Linked DNA regions of Homo sapiens: region 2 is linked to region 1. A link is a contact called in ENCODE Hi-C or POLR2A ChIA-PET data. All regions are on one chromosome and are shown on one strand. The core of a region is the stretch at or near the end of the contact, and the rest is flanking DNA. Distances in the headings are between cores, read along the strand shown. Region 1 overlaps EBF1 (EBF transcription factor 1). Region 2 overlaps EBF1 (EBF transcription factor 1).

Evidence for each region. A loop is a pair of places that touch in the nucleus more often than their neighbours do. ChIA-PET counts read pairs that join two places held with the same protein, here RNA polymerase II (POLR2A). Pooled maps may share reads with other maps.
Region 2: a pooled map shows a loop between it and region 1 (2.3-fold over the local background). The contact joins two enhancer-like sites. A Hi-C loop is called at or near these places in 7 of 37 single-sample maps with no recorded cell type and 2 of 50 pooled maps. POLR2A ChIA-PET finds 5 or more read pairs at or near these places in 1 of 52 experiments (MCF 10A).

The regions. Positions count from the first base shown.
Region 1 is chr5:158,818,272-158,823,608 of GRCh38, reverse strand. It overlaps EBF1 (EBF transcription factor 1), which reads left to right. Exons shown (of 16, transcript NM_024007.5): 8 at 292-433. Among named protein-coding and RNA genes, the nearest start is that of EBF1, 280 kb to the left of the region's middle. Within about 2 kb of position 2,553, at least 4 of the 41 ENCODE cell types and tissues checked have a DNase peak (open chromatin) inside an H3K27ac peak, as active enhancers do.
Region 2 is chr5:159,032,952-159,038,699 of GRCh38, reverse strand. The region is part of intron 6 of EBF1 (EBF transcription factor 1); the gene reads left to right. Among named protein-coding and RNA genes, the nearest start is that of EBF1, 64 kb to the left of the region's middle. Within about 2 kb of position 3,984, at least 2 of the 41 ENCODE cell types and tissues checked have a DNase peak (open chromatin) inside an H3K27ac peak, as active enhancers do.

The DNA of each region.
Region 1 (5,337 bases), core at 1,304-3,803:
AAAATATGCTAATAAAGATCCTCTTGTTAAAATTATGGTTAACAGTGTACCTTCTGCTGTATAACTATAAACTGTGCAATTTTACTTAAAACTGCATCAAAAGCGTTCCATGCCAAAGACCCACTCATCAATAGCTCCTCTTGTTAGACTTGTACAGCATAAGCACCAGTTATTATGTGAAATAGCTATGCAATTTTCTTCAGCTCCCAGCTGTTATTTATTTAACTTGAGTTTATTACCCACCACGCTTTTATATTAAAATGTTCATTCATTTCTTTCTTATGTCTCCAGGTCGTGGTGTCTACGACAGTCAATGTGGATGGCCATGTCCTGGCAGTCTCTGATAACATGTTTGTCCATAATAATTCCAAGCATGGGCGGAGGGCTCGGAGGCTTGACCCCTCGGAAGGTACGCCCTCTTATCTGGAACATGGTAGGCGAATCATTTTCATTGGTTGGCATTGCTACTTTAACTGTGAATATATTTGGTTTCTTTCTTCCACTCCACCACATGTTCTATTCTGTTTCAAATTTCAAAAGTCTTTTTGAATAAGATTGGTCCTCTAGGGTTTTTTCTCTTCAACATATGGTGGCAAATATTTAAAGACAGGAAAATATCTCTGAGGCCCACCTTTCTTGTGGGACCACTCTCTACTCTGGAAATGGCTGATATTGCCTCCTTTCAGGTTGAGAGAAAGAAGGAGGCCTGGACCATTGCTTTATTCTAAGCTCCCACTGGATTACAAAATAAGGAAAGGCCAATCCAAGGGAAAAATAAGGAAAGGCCACACAATTTGGTATCACTAAAATTGTGATATATTTGACATGTTTATAATTGACCATTGAGGTTTTATAATGAACCCATCCTCTTTACCACCCTCCTGGTGTATCTCTGTGACCACCTGTTGAACTTCATTTGGAGATCAGGTTCAATGTCGAGGTTGGAGGTGCTTTCTGAATATGAAGCCCAGACCAAATGTCCCTCCTGTGCCCTGTACCTAACTCTTACCTCTTCACCATGTGATAGAACTTGCTGTCTGTAAGTAGACTTTGGTAGGGAGAAATCCCATTTGTCTTGAGAATTATGGCTAATCAGTGGTGCCTTTGAGAGGACTGAAGGAAACCAGATAAAAATTTGAATCAAGGAAAGTGAATGCCACTCAGAAGAACCATGGGTTGGGTTAGGGGCACGCCTGAATTTTTCAGTGCTGCATGTGTGTGTGTAATATATCCACTCTTCCTCCTCTCCACTCATCCATCCATCCGTTCATCTATCTATCCATCTATCCATCTATCCATCCATCCATCCATCCATCCATCCATCCATCCATCCATCCATCCGTCCATCCGTCCATCCAAGAATGAGTGACTGAGGCTCTGCTGGATACCAGTCACCATATTAGACTTTCTTCAATTGCCTCAAACTCTCAACCCATTTCCCTCACTTCCCTTTCCAGTTTGCTAGGGTCAGCAAGATTCTTTTCAGAACACTACCACACAAATGATCACCTGATTGCCTGCTTTTTTCCATGGGCCAGGAGTTGCCCATAATTTACAAGGTAGAAAACTCCCTTCTCTGCCAGCATCCCAATTTAATAAACACGCCACTCTCATCATTTTTGCCTGGCTTTTTCCCCTGTGCTTATGGAACACACGAACTGTACTTTTTATTAATTAGCCAGATGTAATGCTCTTAGAAGGGATTCTTCACCACATCCAGTTTTACAGTCTTTTTAAAGTAAACCATCATCTTTCAAAAGCTGCTTCTTTATGGTTTCATTAGTGCTGAGATGGATGGATATTACATTTTGCAGGAGGCCATTTCAAACACCTGCTCATGATTACATTCCTAGTTCCATTTCTGTACTTAAAATTATTCTGATCCTCACTTTACAGTAATGTTGTCTTTATAATACCCTTGGAGTCACTTAAGGCATTGTGTGACTAGAGGTGTTTAGGTGAAAGGAGGAAGAAAAAATTAGGGAAATACTCAGTGGGCATGATTTGGAGAGTGCTGCTTAAGGATTGAAGTTATGTTTTTGACTGTGGGTGGTTAGTTGCAATAGGTACTGCCCAGTCTGGTGACAGACTTGACTGTCAGTTTGAAATCTGGGTTCACACTTTCAAAATATGCTCAGGCCACACCCAGCTCCTATTTCTGCTCTTGGGAAGCCAGTGAGAAAGCTCCTGACACCAGGCAAATTATCCCTCCAACAAAAACCAAAAGCAAACATAGAATATAGCCTTCTCTAAAGGATCCCTCTAGGCAATGAGGATCAGTAACGTTATTTTGCAGCATGATAAAGGACTAGGTCTTGAAATAGGTACCAGGAACCCCAAATTCAATTTAGTTTCACTCTGGCCTCTATTTGACCTTGGACAAATCGCTTTAGCTTTTGGGATCCTTGATTTCCTCCTTGTTAAAATGAAGGTGATGATCTGTAGGAGAGTTTAAAAAAAAATCTGTGCTTTGGGTGGGGGCAGGTAATGTAGATAGGGAAGTGGGCTGGGTGGAGGCTGAGAAGACAGGCAAGTACACGCTCTGGTGCCCCTCGGCCCCAGCCAGTTGTTGCTAAGGGGAATGAGAGCCCAAGTGGGGCCAGATGTTCCAGTTTGGCAACAGTGAATTTTTAATTGTTGGTAACTAATTACAAAATTTTTGGACACTGAAGGGAGGAGAGGGGGAAAAAAGCCACTTAGGAAGAATGCAGCCACAGGTCAACAGTTTGAGACCTCTGGATCAACACAGCTCTAAGCTTCCTCCCAGCTCAGATATTCCCTCTTCTAAGAGTGTTAATATTTCAGTTGGGGTGTCATATTATTCTAAGTTTTAAAGTCAGCATTTTATTCACCTGCTTCAGTTTATGAGTCCACAGATGGCCATATTACTATATTTTTCAAAAAATGGTGACATTTCACTGTGTAAGTGGTTGGCCATCCTTGGGGACATAGGTATGTCCTATTTCCTTCAGCAAGGGGCTTTGCCTTCACCGAAGCCTTATTTCACTTCTCTCCAGTGGAAAGAAAGGGTAGACATGTTCAAATTCTTAGTAATGACAATAGCATAGAAATCTGCTTCTCTGCAGAGTGAGTCAACCAACCACACAAAACCACCCACTCATTTAGACACTTCAGGCTGACACATAAATATCTACTCAGCAAAGGATGACTATTGAACTCTTTCATTGGTAATGTGTGGGAGTGGACCTAGATGCTAATTCATGTTGATGTGAGGGTAATACTTTATTTTGCTGTTGAAAAGTCCTATTTCAAAATGCTCTGTTTAAAAGACTTTGAGAATCATACACCCTCATCCCTCTGTGTCTCCGCTCCCACCCCCCACCGCCTTCAAACAGCTACCGCATGGTGAGACGGCAAAGCATGTTCTCCTCTTGTGACCTGTGGGAACCTACGTTCTCCCCCATTCTGGACTTTTTACCATCTAATTTACAGGTAGCCTGAATTATTTTGGGCTATTCTGCAAATCTCTATTTATATCCTGCTTGTCAGACTGTTGGAGGAAGTTTCCTTTTGTGGCTCACCTTTCTGTGTATAAGTAGAGACAGAGATCGTGCTTTACATTCATGCATGGGCTTTCTTATGTGACCCATGGACTCGCAAACCCCTGTGCTCTGATAAATGACCCTGTAATTCAAGTATGAGAGTTGACAAAGGCAAATTTATTTCATAGACTCTTGCATGGTCCAAAGATAGTGAATCCTGGCATGCTATAGATCGTGGAAAATGGTCTTCCCCCGTACTTTCTCTTCATTCATAAATACCAAGATTTTCTTTGGCTGGATATTTATGGGACCATTTAGCCTAGTGAGGTTTCTTCTTTAAGCAATAGCTTTATGGAAGATGTACAGTCGTGGAGACAGGCAGCCTCAAAATGTAACTGCTCTCTCAGTTCCAATTTTTGAAAAAGCATGAGCTCGGGATGAAAGGAGCTGAGTGGCTGCCACAAGGCTATGTTCAGCGCTACCCTGTGTACTTGCCTTGTCTTCCAGTCATTTGGGCAAGTTCATGAAGACTGTGTTCTGGGGAGTCATTGAGGGGCCTGAGGAGTGTTGCTATTGGCATTGTTGTTCCCCTGAGTTCCAGGTTGTGTTTACTTGAATTCAAGGCCAACTGTGGCATCAGTTTCTCTGTTTCTTCCCCCTGTGGCAAAATGCGGTGCCCTCACAACACTGTGGTGCAGAGCCCCTGTCAGCTTGCATGCGCTAACACTTTATTATCTAATGATCTAATATGCAACAAGGCAAAGTGCCCGTGCTCATCATTCTGACATAGAATGCCGGGAGAAGTGACTAAATTACTTTATGTACCATTAGCGCTTGCAGCTATGGTGAACTCACAGGCAGCATTTATGCAAATGCCTGTGAATACACTCTAGTGGCTTTGTCAGGAAACCATCTGACAAGCAGTTTAAATGCTCATTTTTTTAAAGGGGATATATGTATTTTTTTATTTTGGTGTGCATGTGTTTTTCTCCTTTCCTCTCTTCTTTTTCTTTCCCTTCTCCCCTTTTTGGGCTTTTGGAGGACTTGCCTCCTCCATGGTGACTAGAGAAATGTGAGCACGTTCTAGAGCTCACCCACCAGTAGGAGCCATTTCCAGGAGTGGGATTAAGTCCCCAGTAGGGTATTCTTTAGATCTAGTTTTTTTTTTTTTTGTTATTGTTTTGAATATGTGCATCCTTCATATTTATTTGGAAAAAAAAACAATGGAACTATTAGTCAAGAGTTTTTAGAATATAAACATGTTAGTGTTCATGAGCTCTGACCTGGGGTCCTACTTATTTTTTTAGATTGAAGATAGATTCTTTAAAACATACTCAGTTTTTAAAAATGGAAAATGATTGAAATTTAGCTTTTGTGGGCATCAGATACAAATCAATTAAATTTCCCTTCAAAGTTATAATAAAGACTGCAACATAAAACATAAATGTGCCAAGATTTCAAGATAAATAAAAACAATAGTGGAGTTTGGTCACACTCAAAGTATTTTGAAGAATAAATACTGATGATAGACTCACTGGGCCCATCTCCTGGCTGTAATTATAGCTTTGGAGAAATAGAGTCAGGTGTTCACCACCACCAGTGAATTCTGACCTTTTGGTTGCAGTGTCACATTACAACTGTCCCTGACAATATGGTGGTGTTCTTGATCTTTAGCATATGACCTTCTATAATCCTTTTGATCCAGACAGAGGCAGTTTTTGCTTCTGTCAGTTGCCCCTGGGTGTCCAGCACCATTGACTTCCTGTGACCAGCTGCATTTAAATGTGTTTTTCATTTGTTTGGTTTTTTTGTTTGTTTGTTTTCATGTTTTTAC
Region 2 (5,748 bases), core at 2,735-5,234, 210 kb before region 1:
CAAAACAGCGCAAATATTATGAGGTGATCAGCACTACACCAAGGAATGGCTTAGGAATGAGGTCTGATCCCCACTCTCCATAGTCTCTATCAGCTACCCACTGGCCTTCTTAAATGCAGTCTAAGTTAATGTGTGTTTGCTTGCTGTGAGGCATGGCCTCTTTGCTAATTTCTTTCACCCCCATACTCTCCTCCTGTATGGAAATACTAGTGCCACCCTGCATTTGATTTTTTTTAAGTTGTTTTGACCGTGAGTCTTAATGTCTCCCTTTGATATGAGTAGGTAGGTCCATCTCGACTGGAGAATGTATACATAAAAAGTCTCTTTCATTGGTTCTAAAAGTGTAAAATATCTGGGCTGTTACCTAAATGCAGAATGGAGAAGGCAGGGCAAGGTCAGAGTAGGGTGGGTTTCCCCCCTCATTTCCCTCCACTGTTTCCCATGGTGTTTTATCTTTTTGCCATAAAGCTTATAGGTTAAAGAGAAAGGTGAGATTGCTTTGCTGTCTGTCATGGTGATGGTGGGCCGTGAGTTTAGGGAGAAAGGACTGCCGAGATAAGAAATGAAATGGTCTTGAATCTCTGGGATTGCAAAGGACAAGGAAAGATATGGGGCAAAATCAAGACATTTCCTTCACAGTATCCCAGAGAAGTGTGGTGAGTTCTTCAAAAATAGCCTTGGCAGCCAGCCTCTCTTGCCACTCTGGCACTGCACACGAACCTAGGTATGGGTATTTGTGCAGAAACAGTCCCTGCAAATTGACTTGAACCCCAGTCCTCTTTCCCTAGGAGATCAGAGGATGGCTGATGTGGCAAATGTGATGGTGGCAGTGGTCCTTATTGATAAGGAAGCTTGGAGGGGTTGAGAGAGGAGCTGATCTTCTTTTTTTTATTATTATACTTTAAGTTTTAGAGTACATGTGCACATTGTGCAGGTTAGTTACATATGTATACATGTGCCATGCTGGTGTGCTGCACCCACTAACTCGTCATCTAGCATTAGGTATATCTCCCAATGCTATCCCTCCCCCCTCCCCCCACCCCACCACAGTCCCCAGAGTGTGATATTCCCCTTCCTGTGTCCATGTGATCTCATTGTTCAATTCCCACCTATGAGTGAGAATATGCGGTGTTTGGTTTTTTGTTCTTGCAATAGTTTACTGAGAATGATGATTTCCAATTTCATCCATGTCCCTACAAAGGACATGAACTCATCATTTTTTATGGCTGCATAGTATTCCATGGTGTATATGTGCCACATTTTCTTAATCCAGTCTATCATTGTTGGACATTTGGGTTGGTTCCAAGTCTTTGCTATTGTGAATAATGCCGCAATAAACATACGTGTGCATGTGTCTTTATAGCAGCATGATTTATAGTCATTTGGGTATATACCCAGTAATGGAATGGCTGGGTCAAATGGTATTTCTAGTTCTAGATCCCTGAGGAATCGCCACACTGACTTCCACAATGGTTGAACTAGTTGACAGTCCCACCAACAGTGTAAAAGTGTTCCTATTTCTCCACATCCTCTCCAGCACCTGTTGTTTCCTGACTTTTTAATGATTGCCATTCTAACTGGTGTGAGATGATATCTCATAGTGGTTTTGATTTGCATTTCTCTGATGGCCAGTGATGATGAGCATTTTTTCATGTGTTTTTTGGCTGCATAAATGTCTTCTTTTGAGAAGTGTCTGTTCATGTCCTTTGCCCACTTTTTGATGGGGTTGTTTGTTTTTTTCTTGTAAATTTGTTTGAGTTCATTGTAGATTCTGGATATTAGCCCTTTGTCAGATGAGTAGGTTGCGAAAATTTTCTCCCATGTTGTAGGTTGCCTGTTCACTCTGATGGTAGTTTCTTTTGCTGTGCAGAAGCTCTTTAGTTTAATTAGATCCCATTTGTCAATTTTGGCTTTTGTTGCCATTGCTTTTGGTGTTTTGGACATGAAGTCCTTGCCCATGCCTATGTCCTGAATGGTAATGCCTAGGTTTTCTTCTAGGGTTTTTATGGTTTTAGGTCTAACGTTTAAATCTTTAATCCATCTTGAATTGATTTTTGTATAAGGTGTAAGGAAGGGATCCAGTTTCAGCTTTCTACATATGGCTAGCCAGTTTTCCCAGCACCATTTATTAAATAGGGAATCCTTTCCCCATTTCTTGTTTTTCTCAGGTTTGTCAAAGATCAGATAGTTGTAGGTATGCGGCGTTATTTCTGAGGGCTCTGTTCTGTTCCATTGATCTATATCTCTGTTTTGGTACCAGTACCATGCTGTTTTGGTTACTGTAGCCTTGTAGTATAGTTTGAAGTCAGGTAGTGTGATACCTCCAGCTTTGTTCTTTTGGCTTAGGATTGACTTGGCGATGTGGGCTCTTTTTTGGTTCCATATGAACTTTAAAGTAGTTTTTTCCAATTCTGTGAAGGAAGTCCTTGGTAGCTTGATGGGGATGGCATTGAATCTGTAAATGAGGAGCTGATCTTCTTATCAGAAGCAAGGTATCTAAAAGTGCCAACCCATCCCTGATGCGACAATTGAGCAGTTGAAGTGCAACTCTGAAATTCTTCTCTTCTGATCTCTCAATCACTGTCTTCAGTCTTTTATCCTGCATCACAAACTTTATCCCTTACTCTGCACCCATGAAGCCAATATTCCCTAAGAACCAAGTCTCTCCTGAGAAAGGCAAGGTGATATGAATAGAGTGAAATAGTTTCATGTCCCCCACCACTGGGGGTCAGGAAAGGAGAACTTCCCTTTTAAATCTTTGGGGAGATCAACCCAAGGACTGAATCTTTTAATGGTAAAGTTCAAGGTCCTTCGAACCCCAAAAGGAGATTTTAAGGGAGTGAGTGATTATCACAATACTTTTGTGCATGCATGACCCTGGGAAGGGCAATAATTTGGAAGGCAAATTCTGTTTCCTCACATTCTTCAGCCTCTCCATTCATAAAACAAGTCTGAAAAGTGATTTCTTGCCTACCCATATAAAATAATTTGGGATCTGATAAAAATGATAATGTCAGTCAACATTGCTTATGTGACAACAGCTGTTGTCATCCTTATGTATAGGTGAGGAAAGCTGAAGCTTAGCGAGGTTGGATGAATTGTACAAAGTCTACAGCTAGTTTGTAGAAAAACTGGGATTTGAATCCAGGTAGTTTAATTTCAGCCTCTAAGTATGAAACCATCACTCTGTACTGCCTCCTTCAAATATGGTCCAAGATCCTTCAATCCTGTGATTTATAACGTCAAATTTCTGCTGATAACTTAACCTTTGGTATCATTTAACATCTAGAGCTGCCAAATAGATTTTCTGACTTTAAAACTCTTGGTTTCTTCCTGGCATTTACTTTTCACTTATTTTGGTGTTTTTTTAATTTATTATTTATTTTTTATTTTTTACCAATGTTCCATTTAGCAGAAGTAAAACAGAAAATTTTTGGTGATTTAGAGATGTTTCCCTTCTTGTAAGCTTTCAGTCACTGATGGCTGATGAGCCTTTGGATTTATTGCTCCCCTGATGAAATGGTGGTCTAAACTCAGCTGCCTTGGTTCTCGTTCTCTCTCTCTCTCTCTTTCTTTCTCTTTCTTTCCCCCTGTTTCTGATGGCTTCAATCAGTCAATAATGTAATTAGGCCACAAAAATAGAGAAAACCAGTGGCTTCTGGTTTATTTTTTGATTTTCTAGTAGGAAATACCCCTAATCCTTGATGTTCTCTTGCATATATTTTCCAAAGAGCACCATGTGAAGCCAGATTTTTATTGACTGGTCTTTGTTTCTCAACATGAGGGGAAAAATGGGGATAGGGCATTGTCCTGGTTGGACAAGGTAGGCAGGAAGCATCAGGCAGCAGGATCTTGTGCCTTGCTCTTGGTTTTTATTACCTGGAGCTCCATCATGAGTCTCAGGGTGGATTGAAATCTTGCATTGAGGCCAAAAGTGAAAGGAAAACCAGGACAAAGAAATCTGCAGGGCAAGGGGTGGGGCTTGGTTAGCAAGAGCAATGGAAAACAACGACAATGAAGTAGCTTGTAGCTTGCTGCCTAATGTGTGTAAAGCGATGGTACAGGCAAGATGGAGTTAATTCAATAAAATAAATATAAAATACTCTCTCCTCTGTCAGGCCTCGCTGGAAGCAGGTCAGGGGTCACTGAGCCGCTTCACTGGAGCACTAATCGATTTGCTGTCAAGGTGGCCTGCTGGGGTTTCAAGCCAGAGAGGAATTGAGAGGCGCTCTGGCCCAATTTCCATAATTGCTCACTGCCTTTAGTGTACAACCTTTTATGAAACACAAAAAATATATCATGGAATTGTATTGATTAGCCATTGGGCTGAATAATTCACTTAGTATTTATTACCTGACCCCAAGAGGTTAAATAAATCCACTATCTAACTTGGGTTTGTGAGAAATATTACTTATTCATTGAAATGTGGGCTGTTTATTGCACAATAGGCCTGTATCTTTGTTTCTTGATTTTGCAATCAAGATTAACCCTTCTTGCATTTTAGGGCCAACAAGTCAAAAAAAGCATAGTTTGAGTGCTCCCCAAAATAAGCCCAATAAAATCAATGCTGAATATCCCTTTGAAGCAGTTTTTTTGATGTTGAATTTTAGTCCTTTGAGTCAAATTTCAAGATGGCCTCAATGTATGGATGCCAATGAAATATAGATGCAAGCCTGGTTTTCACTGCAAACACTACATATTATAATAACAGATGTAATAATAGTGATGACATCTAAGCCCATTTTTATTACACCATTTTTGGAAAGCTTACCCTATTACATTAAACACCCATAAATTAGATGTCCCAGGAGACAAAGGGGTGTAGGAGGTCGTTGGGTAGAATGAAGACTTTTTTGGTCTTAAAGAGGAATCAATCCTGGACAGATAACTGATATTTATTCCAGAAAAAAAGCTAATTTTCAGTAACTTGAAAATATGATGGAATTTTATCTGTAGGGCATTTTATGCATTTGTAAACTTTGGGGCAATCATTAATTATTTACCAGCCAATGGCATTTGCACATTTCTGTTACTCTGAGCAGTAAATCTGTTTTGATGTGCTATGCATCCCAGGCACAACTACATGACATTCAAATCTAATTATGTTCTCAGTTGCCATGAGCTCTCACTGTCAAGATACAACCCTTCCTTAACTCCCTCCGAAAAAGACGTTTTAACTTTTGTGTAAAGTCTTTCTTCAGTTTCCTGTCTGCATCCTCTAGCATCTCAAAGCATTGTTTTTGAGGTTTAATGGAATTTGTTGTAGGTCAAGGAAAGGAAGCCATGTGAAGCTTTTTTTCCCCTCTCTTCAATGAAAGGGAAAGGAAAAAAACATTCATTTGAGTTCAGAGCTAACTATGTTTGTTGATCATTTAGCATTTCTGTATCCAGGATCTAATCTTACGATTAATGGTAGGAAAAGCTGGGGCTCTGGAGTTATGCTCAGAATCTGCCTTTCCTGTGCTGCGGAGTGGAAGGAAGGGATGGCTGCAAAGCGGGTAAACGTGTGCAGAACTTCCTAAAGCATGCTCAGGTGCACCCCACTTCCCGCTTCCAGGCGGCTGCTCCTGTGAATTTGGGCATTACATTTAATTTCTGTGTTCCATGTTACCATGATTTGTTGATTATCATTTTGGAAATTTTCAAGTTTGGGTTTTGGTGTTTGGTCTCTATATTTAGTTTGGGGGTGGGGGCGGATGTGGGAGGGTGGAGAAGGTAGAGGAGGGAAAGAGAGACAGAATAGAATAC